Regions from separate parts of the Homo sapiens genome. Here regions 1 and 2 are each linked to region 3. The links are chromatin loops, found by intact Hi-C in ENCODE. Cell type or tissue: OCI-LY7. All regions are shown on one strand. Links, peaks and the distances in the headings refer to the core of each region. The heading gives the core; the rest is flanking DNA. Region 1 has its middle 10 kb from the start of AMZ2. Region 2 overlaps WIPI1 (WD repeat domain, phosphoinositide interacting 1). Region 3 overlaps LOC105371870 (a long non-coding RNA gene).

Region 1 (4,446 bases), core at 1,187-3,686, 56 kb after region 3:
GGGACAGCCTCAATCCCTCAGGGCCCCTCTCGGTGCCTGCTTGGCTGACTGGGCAGCCCAGAGAGAACAGTGACCCAGAAAAGCAAGAGGAGAGTTTCCAGGAGGACAGAACACTGGTGCTATCAGGTGCCAGGAGCAGCGTGTGCCACGTGTGACCCTGCTCTGCTGTGGCTTTTTGGTACGTGCTGTGCCCTCAGCCTGGGCTGCCGTGGACTGGCCGTCCCTACCCCTCCAAGACTTAGCCCAAAATCTTACTTTTTTTTTTTTTCGAGATAGTTTCTCACTTGGTCCACCAGGCTGGAATGCAGTGGCACAATCTTGGCTCACTGCAACCTCCATCTCCCGGGCTCAAGCGATTCTCCTGCCTCAGGCTCCCAAGTAGCTGGGATTATAGGTGCCCGCCAGCATGCCTGGCTAATTTTTGTATTTTTAGTACAGATGGGGTTTTGTTACGTTGGCCAGGCTGGTCTCGAACTCCTAACCTCAGGTGATCCACCCGCCTCGGCCTCCCAAAGTGCTGGGATTACAGGAATGAGCCACTGCATCTGGTTTCCAAAATATTACTCTTTTCCCCAGAATGGAAATACAATTATTATTCAAAATATAAGAGTAATCTTAAAAAAATGTTTTAAAACGTTTTATATATACATGTAAAATTTATATGCACATTATATATATCAAATGTGTGAATATGTATTTTTGTGTTTATAAACACTTAAACTATGTAAATTTATATATAAAACTATAACATATGAACATGATATTATACTATGTATATGTTTGGTAACCCTCATTTTCACTCACTACAAAATAAATGTATTTTATATAGTAAGTATAGATTTACATAATTTTTTCAAGGTAAATAGTTAAAAAAAATAAAGCTAGTAAATGCTCATTGCAAAATAAATATTGCTAAAAAATATCAAGAAGAAAGTAAAACAGCACAAAAAGCCCTCCTTCTAACATTATTAACATTTGGCAAACATCCTTTTTTTTTTTTTTTTTTTTTTTGAGACGGATTCTCACTTTGTTGCCCAGGCTGGAGCGCACTGGGGAGATCTCAACTCACTGCAACCTCTGTCTCCCAGGCTCAGGTGATTCTCCTGCCTCAGCCTCCCCAGTAGCTGGGATTACAGGCACCCACCACCACATCCCAGCTAATTTTTTTTTTATATATATTTTAGTAGAGACGGGTTTCACCATGTTGGCCAGGCTGGTCTCCAACTCCTGACCTCAAATGATCCACCCACCTTGGCCTCCCAAAGTGTTGGGATTACAGGCGTGAGCCACCATGCCCGGCCCAAACATCCTTTTTTACACACATATACACCCATATTTTTATATAAATAGCTTCAAATTATATATACACTGCTTGGGACTTTTTAAAACATTTCAGCAAGATCTTGGGGACATCCTTCCATGATAATACGCATAGCATGAGATTGTTCTTTTTAATGACTACATAATATTTTATTGTGAGAGCATAACTTTATTGAACTTATGTATAAACACTAGTGGTGAGCATCCATCTTTCAGCTTTTCAGAATTAAAAACAACACTGTGATGAGCCATCCTTATACATGGATTCTTTCTGGAATAAGAAATAAATGGACTGAAAAATTAGAATGTACAATTCTAGAGGTCCCACGTTGTCAAATTATGTTGAAAAATGTGCACCACGAAAAAGTCTAAAAGTTCAGCCAAGATTCACATGGGTCATTTCTGGGCAAAAGGACCAGGCATGGTTTTGTTGTTCTTCCTATTCTTCTGTCCTCCTCAGCTTTTCTATTCTAAGTGTGTCCTTCGTTACGCTGATGCAAGTTGGCATTTTTACATTGCACAAGAATATATGGTTTTAATCCACGCAAGTGTCATCTCTGACGACGCTCTCTTTTCAGTTCCTCCTGCACCACACTTGCTCTCATCATCTGCTACAGGGGAGGGACCTGCTAGCCCCGTGCCTAAGTTAGCACCAGCAGGAACCCACAGGTGTTCAGTGGGGAGTTGCTGACTGCCTTGGAGAAGTGTATTTGAGACAAGCTGTTAATGGCTCACGGTCCTAGGGTAACCCCCTCGGCTGGCACCTGCATTTAGCACAGCAGTGAGCCAAGCAGTTTCCAGCTTTTGGGAAAAAAGCCTTGAGGGGTCCCTAAGGGCAAGAAGGCCTTTCCTGGCTCAGTCCAATCAGACACCTGCTGCGGCTGTGCTTCTTCTGGCCACAGGTCCCTGTCTTTGTTGGTTCCCTGCACTGACCTGGCCAAAAGGAAGCTGCTTGCTTCTGGGCAGCGGCTGTTCCCTCCCCCAGAAAGTCTAAAAGGACACAGAGGACGTCTTCAGTATTTCTGTATAGGTCACAAGTGAAGTGGGTCGCTGTCGCTGTTTTACGTTTGGTTGGTGCTGAGACACTTCCTCTTTCATATTTGTCTTATTCAGACCATCTCCTCCATCCCCCTTGGAGTCTGAAAAAGGCGAAATTGAAAGAAAAACTGAAAATTTCAAACCGAGCTACAGTGCAGGAGACCATGCTGTCATCCTGAAGCAGAGGCTGGGGACATCACCAAGAGGATCACAGCATCCTCCAGGGTTCAACTGAGGCCACTGACCCAGCCTTTTTCTTTTATTTTCTTTCTTTCTTCTTCTTTTTTTAAATAGAAATCAGAGTCTTGCTAGGTTGCCCAGGCTGATCTCAAACTCCTGAGCTCAAACAATCCTCCCACCTCAGCCTTCTAAAGTGCTAGGATTACAGGCTTGAGTCACTATACCCAGCCTGACCAGGGACTTTCTTCCTCCCCTCATTCGAACTTTCTTAGCTCCCACTCAAGTCTTCCTAAATGCTATGTGGTATTCTTGGGACTCCTAATTCCTAATTTTTCAGGAAGTGAAATGATATTCTTAAGGTAAAAACCAAAATCTGCTTTTGCTCAATTCTTTGACTTTACTGTATTTATATGCCATATGTATATATATATAGAGAGAAAGAGTGCATATAGATATACACACACATATGTACACACACACACACACAATCAGATTGTGGTAGCTTTTGGAAACTCTCTGAGGCACAGAAAATAAGTTGCCTGACAAGACATCAAAGAATTGCAAAAGAGACCACAGCCCCAAAGGCCTTACTGACTGCTTTGCGATTTGTAGCATGACTGCTGATAAGCATCTATTTGCTTCAGTAAATAGAGATGAAGTAGAATCATAACATTTGTTCCGGGAAAGAGTAACTAAAGTGGGAAATCATAAACAACAAAGCATAAAAAAATCTTAACCTAGTGGACTAAAAGATTTCTTGCTTTTTTCATTTCTGCTAATGGCCTCTCTCCCTTGGCACTGCCAGAACTGGTCCATTAAAGGTGAATCGAGCCTCAGTTTGCAGGCAGGACGTGGTCCAAAAGATCATTTGTAAGTTGGTTGTTTGGACCAAAGAATGTGTTTCCCCCTAGAAACCATTTTTCTCAGGGTGACTGGGTTCTCAGTTTTGCTTGTACAGTGCCGTTCAACTTCCACTGAAGCTGAGCTCTGGGTCTTTGAGGGCAGGTTCTCTGCAGTGCAGGAGGGAGAAAACAGGTCACCTGCTGCTGCTTTGCATAGAGCCCTGGCTCTGAGCACAATTTAAGCATAAATTGTTTTCTTTTCTACTTTCCCAACTCCCTTTTGGCATCCAGGTCCAGGGCCCTAGTCCCTGGATTGCAGCATCCTTTCCTAATGTGCTTTACCCACCTCTGGGCTGCTTGCCTGCTGAGGGGGGTCTGTGACCCCAAATTACCCACTTACTCCTGCTTCCTGACCAATCAGACTTCCATTTCCTCAGGGCAGTTGATATCAGCTAAGGGCCAGGGGAAAAGCAAAAGGAGCAGATATGAATTCACACTAGTAGGTGAATCATGGAGAACCTCTTAACCCTCTTAATGTCTTCTCGTGTTAAAACGAATTGGTTGTGAGACTTGAGAGTCCTTGTGGCAGTATGGGTTAGGGATGAACACGGTGGCTAAGGATTCAGAATTCACACACACATTAGTGGGACTCTTAGGCTCTTCACTGCACCTGCTTCCAGAACACTGGCAGTCAGTTAGGAAACGATCCTACTCTGGAAAAAAATGGGATGGTCACAGAGAAGAAACTTTCAGGTTCAGACACTGGGAGACTCCCCTCAGTGAATAAGCTGATTATCTGCCAGATCGCCTCTGAGAATAAGCCACATTCATGCACACAGAACCCCCCACCAGTTTTTTGTGCATCATAATGAAATCTTAACAGCCAAAGATTACCAGATGTTGATGGAAAGTTCTAACATGAAACAAAAAGACCAAACAGAGGAAACAACAGAACAAATCTTCAAAAGTAGTATAGTTACTATCTATAGAGAAATACGAAAAGACATTTTATCCATGAAATGAGAGGGTGTATTTTAGACTGTTTGGGATGCTATAAGAAAATATG
Region 2 (2,500 bases), core at 1-2,500, 250 kb after region 3:
AATTGGATCACTTTCTCTGATTATTCCAGGCAGAAGACATCAATTTCTCTAAATAGCAAAGTAAAGCATTTGGTTTGCACTGTACTGTGTTTATAAGGTGTAGCATTTGTCCGTCTCTACGGCTGATGTACACGTACATTTCTTCATAAGACCACGAGTTTTCATGCAAAGTGTCTTGTATCTTGCATATTGCAGGCCCCTGGCCTATTGAATTAACAAATGCATGAATATACCACACATGCAGAGGCCAGAAATTCTCCCTCTGAAACAAATTCTGAGTGGGCCCAGAGACCAGTCAGTCTTCATGTCACCAGGTTTGTTCAATCCCATCCCTGCGCACGGCAGGAGCCATCCAGCGAAACCCAGACAGAGGTGTTGGTGGGAGTGGACTCACTTTTTCAGACGCACTTGCTAGTTTGGAGCCTGAGGCATTGAAGGTGATGGCAGCTAGTGTTCCCTCATGGGCAGCAATAGTGCAGACTGTTTTCTGTTGGTGAAAAGGAAAAATGGATACAGATGCTGCGGAGGAGGGAAGATGGATTTCACCTCCCTCCCCTTCCTCTTTTCTCCTTTCTCCCTCCTTTGTCCAGCTCCCTGTCTCTTCCTCTGTCCCCCAGGCCATCTGCATGTAAGCTGTGTGTCATTTTCTGGTGAATCAAGATTTGGCTTCAAGGGCCACTCCATTTCCATCCCTTTTCCTGCCCTTGGGAAGGTGGCCACGAACGGAGCACCTGATGCAGTGTGATGCCGTCGCAGGCGCGCCCTGCACGCATCTTTAGGCAACTTCCCACAGCAATCTTGTCCCGCTCAGGGATGCCTCAGAGACCAGAGGGCAGGGAATATGAAACACCTGCACACTGTCTCAGGCTGTGGCATGGGACAGGGTGACACATTCAGGGAGACAACTGGCCCCCTGCTGGCAAGTGGTTTTCATTATGCTGCAGATGTCTAACTTGGCCTGGCCAGCTGGCTTATGGTGAGGTTGACTCACAGCAAGCCCGAGGGGAAATAGTATCACCTTCTCTTGAACAACTCCCCAGTATTGCTTACTCCCACCGCCTCCAGCCCCCGACGGCAGGGCGTCCTTATCTATCTCCTTCCATGACCACACAGCCAAGGCAGGTGGGTTGGCTCAGCCAGGTCACCGTCAACTTACCAGGGAGTTTCCATCATAAAGCACAATCTCCCCTGAAGTCAGGCTTCCAGGATAGGCCAGGTAAGAATTGGAATGGTTGATAGAGAGAGCACATAGACCTGGCAAAGAAGAAACAGAACATGAGAAGCCTGGGGCCAAGGGAGAGATTGCACGGCTGGAGAGGGCATCTGAAAACAGTACAGCTACAGTGCCACCTACTGGCAAGGGGAGGAATGGCTTTGCAGACAACTGCTTTCCGCTGATGATTCTTCTGATTAAGGCTTCCAATAAAGCAACTTCACAGGGGAAGACCTCCTGATTTAACACTGGCTGCGTCCTTGCTACAGTGAAACAATGAGACTTGCCGGGCACAGTGGCTCATGCCTGTAATTCCAGCACTTTGAGGCGGGCGGATCACTTGAGGTCAGGAGTTCCAGACAAGCCTGGCCAACATGGTGAAACCCCATCTCTACTAAAAATACAAATAGCTGGGCATGGTGGTGCGTGCCTATAGTCCCAGCTACTTGGGAGGCTGAGGCAGGAGAATCGCTTGAACCCAGGAGGCAAAGGTTGCAGTGAGTGGAGATCGTGCCACTGCACTCCAGCCTGGGCTACAGAGTGAGACCCCGTCTCAAAAAAAAAAAAATATATATATATGTGTGTGTGTGTGTGTGTGTATATATTGCTCATTTTTACATTTTACCCCAGGACTCTGAAACAGCATCTACTTTTCTTCCAATTCCATTATCCTCTAGGGTTACAAGAGATTTCCTCAAAACTGAAATAAATCTTCCTATAGTGAAAAGTCAGTACATATTGGTCTTTCTGCAGATGATTATATACTGTTGGCCAGTAACTTCAAGTTGGAGAAGAGGAGCTGCCAAGAACCTATTTAGAAACTGAGAAATTTCAGGCCAGGCAAGGTGGCCCACACCTGTGATCCCAGCACTTTGGCAGGCCGAGGCAGGTGGGTCACCTGAGGTCAGGAGTTCGAGATCGGGCTGGCCAACATAGTGAAACCCTGTCTCTATTAAAAATACAAAAATTAGTCAGGTGTGGTTGCATGTGCCTGTAGTCCCAGCTACTCGGGAGGCTGAGGCAGGAGAATTGCTTAAACCTGGAGGTGGAGGCTGCAGTGAGTGAAGATAGTGCCACTGCACTCCAGCCTGGGTGAGAGTGAGGTTCTGTCTTAAGAAAAAAAAAAAAAGAAACCGAGCAATTTCTGAGCCAAATGCCCTGCCTTGATAAGGGAAATGGGTACCTCCCGAGGAGGAAGTTTATTTGAGGTCTGCGTCTGCAGTCAAGATGGTGTGCCTAGACATTGAGACAAACTAAATAAAGAGGACATTTTGGATTTAAGATGCT
Region 3 (4,446 bases), core at 1,087-3,586:
CCCACTCTGGCTGTGCTTGAGGAGCCCTTCAGCCCGCCGCTGCACTGTGGGAGCCCCTTCCTGGGATGGCTGAGGCCGGAGCCGGCTCCCTCAGCCTGCGGGGAGGTGTGGAGGGAGAGGCACGGGCGGGAACCGAGGCTGCGCGCCACGCTTGCGGGCCAGCTAGAGTTCCAGGTGGGCGTGGGCCTGGCGGGCCCCGCACTCAGAGCGGCTGGCCGGCCCTGCCGGCCCCGGGCAGTGAGGGGCTTAGCACCCAGGCCAGCAGCTACCGAGGGTGCGCCGGGTCCCCCAGCAGTGCTGGCCCACGGGTGCTGCGCTCGATTTCTGGCCGGGCCTTAGCTGCCTCCCCACGGGGCAGGGCTCAGGACTTCCAGCCCGCCATGCCTGAGTCTGCCCCGCCCCGCCGCCGTGGGCTCCTGCGCCGCCTGAGCCTCCTTGAGGAGCACGGCCCCCTGCTCCACGGCGCCCGGTCCCATCCATCGCCCAAGGGCTGAGAAGTGCGGGGGCAGGCCGCGGGACTGGCGGGCAGCTCCACCTGTGGCCCCCGTGCGAGACCCACTGGGTGAGGCCAGCTGGGTTCCTGAGTCTGGTGGGGACTTGGAGAACCTTTATGTCTAGCTAAGGGATTGTAAATACACCACTCAGCACTCTGTATCTAGCTCAAGGTTTGTAAACACACCAATCAACACCCTGTGTCTAGCTCAGAGTTTGTGAATGCACCAGTCAGCACCCTGTGTCTAGCTCAAGGTTTGTAAATGCACCAATCGACACTCTGTAGCTAATCTAATGGGGACGTGGAGAACTTTCGTGTCTAGCTCAGGGATTGTAAACACACCAATCAGTGCCCTGTCAAAACGGACCAATCAGCTCTCTGTAAAATAGACCAATCGGCTCTCTGTAAAATGGACCAATCAGCAGGATGTGGGTGGGGCCAGATAAGAATAAAAGCAGGCTGCTGGAGCCACCCGTAACAACCCGCTCTGATTCTCTTCCAAATAATGGGAAGGTTTTTCCCCCCGTTTTTACAGTAAGTTTTGCTGCTAATCACTTTGGATTTTCACTGCATTTATGAGCTGTGACATTCACTGTGAAGGTTTAAGGTTTTGCTGTTGAAGCTGGCAAAACCACAAAACCACCAAGAGAAACTAACAGTTCCACAGGCACTGTCTTAAGAGCTGTAACACCCACCATGAAGGTCTGCAGTTTCACTCCTGAGCCAGCGAGACCATGAACCCAGCGCAAGGAAAAAAGTGCAAGTACATCCGAACTTCAGAACATCAGAAAGAAGAAACTCTGGACAGGCCCCCTTTAAGAACTGTGACACCACCTGCGAGGGTCTGCGGCTTCATTCTTGAAGTCAGCCCAAGAACCCACCGATTTTAGACACACTGGGTTCAAGCGATTTTCCTGCCTCAGCCTTCCAAGTAGCTGGGATTACAGGTGTCCACCACCACGCCGGGGTAAGTTTTGTATTTTTATTAGAGACAAGGGTTTTACAACATTGGCCAGGCTCATCCCAAACTCCTAACTACAGGTGCTTCTGCCACCTCAGCTTCCGAAAGTGGTGGGATAAGAGGCATGAGCCACTGTATCTGGCCTCATTAAATATTCTACAACAGTGGCACTGCATTAGAATCCCTGGGGAAGCTTTAAAAATGTCAATGCCTGGGTTCCACACCTACAGTCAAATTTAATTCATCTGAGGTGGCCTGAGGTTTGGAATTAAAAAAAAAAAAAAAAACTCCCCAAGTAGTTTAAATATGCAGCCAAACCTAAGAGCTGCTAAACTGCAACTTTTTTTTTTTTTTTTTTTTAGGTGGAGGAGTGCTCTGTTTACCAGGCTGGAGAACAGTGGTGCAGTCTTGGCTCACTACAACCTCCATCTCCCAGGTTCAAGTTATTCTCCTGCCTCAGCCTCCTGAGTAGCTGGGATTGCAGGTGTGTACGACTACACACGGCTAATTTTTGCATTTTTTTTTTTTTTTTTTTTTTTTTTTTTAGTAAAGTCGGGGTTTTGCCATGTTGGCCAAGCTGGTCTCAAAACTCCTGACCTCAGGTAATCCACCTGCCTCAGCCTCCCAAAGTGCTGGGATTACAGGCATGAGCCACCGTGCCCGGCCAGCATTTTTCAACAAGGGCTTTGCATTCCATTTGCTGAAGGGGGTGCGCTGTAATTTGATCAATCCCCTTTTCTTGGACATTTAGGTTGGTTCCAATTTTTATATCATCATAAACCAGCAATTAGCATGCTTTTTCTGTAAAGAGCTAGGTGGTATTTGTTCTGGCCTTTGCAGATCACAAGTTCTCTCTTAGAACTACTGAGCTCTGCCATTACGGCAAAAAACCAGCCACAGACAATGCATATATGAATGCACATGGCTGTGTTTCAATCAGACTTTATTTAGAAAAACAGGTGGTGGCCAGATCTGGCCTGTGAGCCATGGCATGGTTCACTGAACCAACTCTATAAACATTGTGTGGTACATCTTTTTGAAGCCAAACTTTCCTAGTATGAAATGATCATTTTCTTGTGACAATGATTTTATACTGTTTCTTTTTAGAAGTAGGACCCTTCTTTGAATGAAACTTAGTAAGATTCATATAAGTAACAGGTAAGAAGTCATTCTGTTAGCATAAATATATTTTATAAATTCAAATGTGCAGTATTTAGAAGGCCAGTTAGGGGTTGCAGATGATTGCCTTTTTTTTTTTTTTTTTTTTTTTTTTTTTTTGAGGTGGAGTCTCGCTCTGTCGCCCAGGCTGGAGTGCAGTGGCGCGATCTCAGCTCGCTGCAAGCTCTGCCTCCCGGGTTCCCGCCATTCTCCTGCCTCAGCCTCCTGAGTAGCTGGGACTACAGGCGCCCGCCACCACGCCTGACTAATTTTTTGTACTTTTAGTAGATACGGGGTTTCACCGTGTTAGCCAGGATGGTTTCGATCTCCTGACCTTGTGATCCGCCCACCTCGGCCTCCCAAAGTGCTGGGATTACTGGCATGAGCCACCGTGCCTGGCCAGATGCCTGCAGTTTTAAATCAGACTCGGCACCAGTGACATTCAAATCAAAGTTTTGCAGAACTAGCAAAGCAACTCTATGGAACCCCAGGATTCCACTGGGAACACAGTTTGAAAATCATTGCAATAGGATAAATTCTTGGAAGTGGAATTGCTGGAGCAAAGGGCCTGAACCTTTTAAAAGCAGTTTGTGGCCAGGCACGGTGGCTCACACCTGTAATCCCAGCACTCCCCTCTGTGCCGTGACTCAGGAACCAGGTAATGTGCTGAGTCAGGCCCCAGGCACAGGAAGCCACAGATCAGACACAGCTCAACAACAGGCTTCCCTGAGCCCCCTTGGCTCACACCAGCAGCAACGCCGGGTTCCATGTGCAGATAAGTGATCCATCTCAGTCTCTCCCAGCTGACAGGGAGTTGAAGGTTCTACTCTTGGCCCTGATCCTAATACCAGTGCCAATAATCGAGCACCTACTATTTGCAAAACATTGGGCCAGGAACTTGACCACATCCTCCCTTCATCCTCAGAACAACCCGTTAGGGAGGGCCTCCCTGTCCCCATTTTCTAGATGAGGAAATGGAGGCTTTAGAGCAGCTAACGTGGCTTATACAACCTGCCTGCAGAACCTTCCAGGTCTGAGCTGAGGTGTCATCTCTGAACACCAGGCTGCTGCACTAACCAGAAGACCCCTCCCCACCTGCAGTGGCCTCGCTGCATCGTAAGGATGGAGGAGCTGTTGTCTCCACAGCTGACAGGTGCTTAGTGGTTAGAAGTCTGGTTTTCGCGCGGCTTAGATCTTTAACATCTGAACTAGTCCTGTCAACATATTTTGTTATATTTCTGGTGGCTTTGTCTTTGATGCTATTATAAATGATTATCTTTTAAAATAATACTTTGATGATATATAGAAATGAAATTGATTTATTTGACTGTATCCAGCAACCTTTTCAAATTCTAATAAATTGTGTAGGGAAAAAAAAGTCTGGCTTCGGAGTCAGAACGGAATTGAATCCTGCCTCCACCACTTCCTACCTATATGACCTGGTGAAACTTATCCCTCTCTGTGACTCAGTTTCCTCATCTGTAAAATGGGAAAATTGAAAGCAACTAACAGGTTTGGGGCCGTTTTGCTTGCTGCTGCTGTGGCTTCAGTGCTGAGGCCTGGCACTCAGCGGGATGTCAGCCCAGGACTGGAGCTTCTTTCTCATGGTATTATTTTGAATTTAGATGAAAAGAGGTATTCCAGGAGAGCTCCTGGCACAGGGCCTGGCAGGTGGCACATCCTCAGTAAATGTGAGCTGCTGTCAGCTGCTGTGTGAGTGCCTGGTGTGGCCCTGTTGTCCCCTTGAGGGTTGGGGGACAAAACAGGCCCTCAGGAAGCCTGCCTGTGTATTCGGGGGCTGGGGAGATCTCTGACCTCCTGTCTCCTAGCTCCA

Evidence for each region. A loop is a pair of places that touch in the nucleus more often than their neighbours do. Peaks named below come from ENCODE experiments on the same cell type or tissue, not always from the same donor. Only the 100,000 strongest peaks of a DNase experiment are listed, where the experiment ranks them.
Region 1: a loop joins it to region 3, with 4 times the contacts of the local background. A loop is called at or near these places in 14 of 110 quality-filtered maps.
Region 2: a loop joins it to region 3, with 5 times the contacts of the local background. A loop is called at or near these places in 23 of 110 quality-filtered maps.

What each region holds. Positions count from the first base shown.
Region 1 is chr17:68,235,579-68,240,024 of GRCh38, forward strand. It overlaps a transcript of AMZ2 not described here. Among named protein-coding and RNA genes, the nearest start is that of AMZ2, 10 kb to the right of the region's middle. RefSeq lists enhancers at 70-129, 2,560-2,809 and a silencer at 3,469-3,538. In OCI-LY7, for the core only: a CTCF peak has its summit at 2,366; DNase peaks (open chromatin) are centred at 1,933, 2,433, 3,103 and 3,523; H3K4me3 peaks cover 2,480 bases; H3K27ac peaks cover 2,500 bases.
Region 2 is chr17:68,435,226-68,437,725 of GRCh38, forward strand. It overlaps WIPI1 (WD repeat domain, phosphoinositide interacting 1), which reads right to left. Exons shown (of 13, transcript NM_017983.7): 5 at 1,157-1,254; 6 at 395-487. It also overlaps a transcript of ARSG not described here and a transcript of PRKAR1A not described here. Among named protein-coding and RNA genes, the nearest start is that of MIR635, 12 kb to the left of the region's middle. RefSeq lists an enhancer at 815-1,315. In OCI-LY7, for the core only: a CTCF peak has its summit at 1,337 (motif pointing left); DNase peaks (open chromatin) are centred at 936, 1,346, 2,006 and 2,406; H3K4me3 peaks cover 990 bases; H3K27ac peaks cover 1,587 bases.
Region 3 is chr17:68,179,735-68,184,180 of GRCh38, forward strand. LOC105371870 (a long non-coding RNA gene) reads left to right here. Exons shown (of 4, transcript XR_934937.4): 2 at 1,817-1,938; 3 at 2,562-2,612; 4 at 3,634-4,446. Among named protein-coding and RNA genes, the nearest start is that of AMZ2, 66 kb to the right of the region's middle. RefSeq lists enhancers at 2,383-2,512, 3,704-3,773, 3,794-3,853. In OCI-LY7, for the core only: CTCF peaks have their summits at 2,199 and 2,412; DNase peaks (open chromatin) are centred at 1,587, 1,717, 2,407 and 3,287; H3K4me3 peaks cover 2,500 bases; H3K27ac peaks cover 2,500 bases.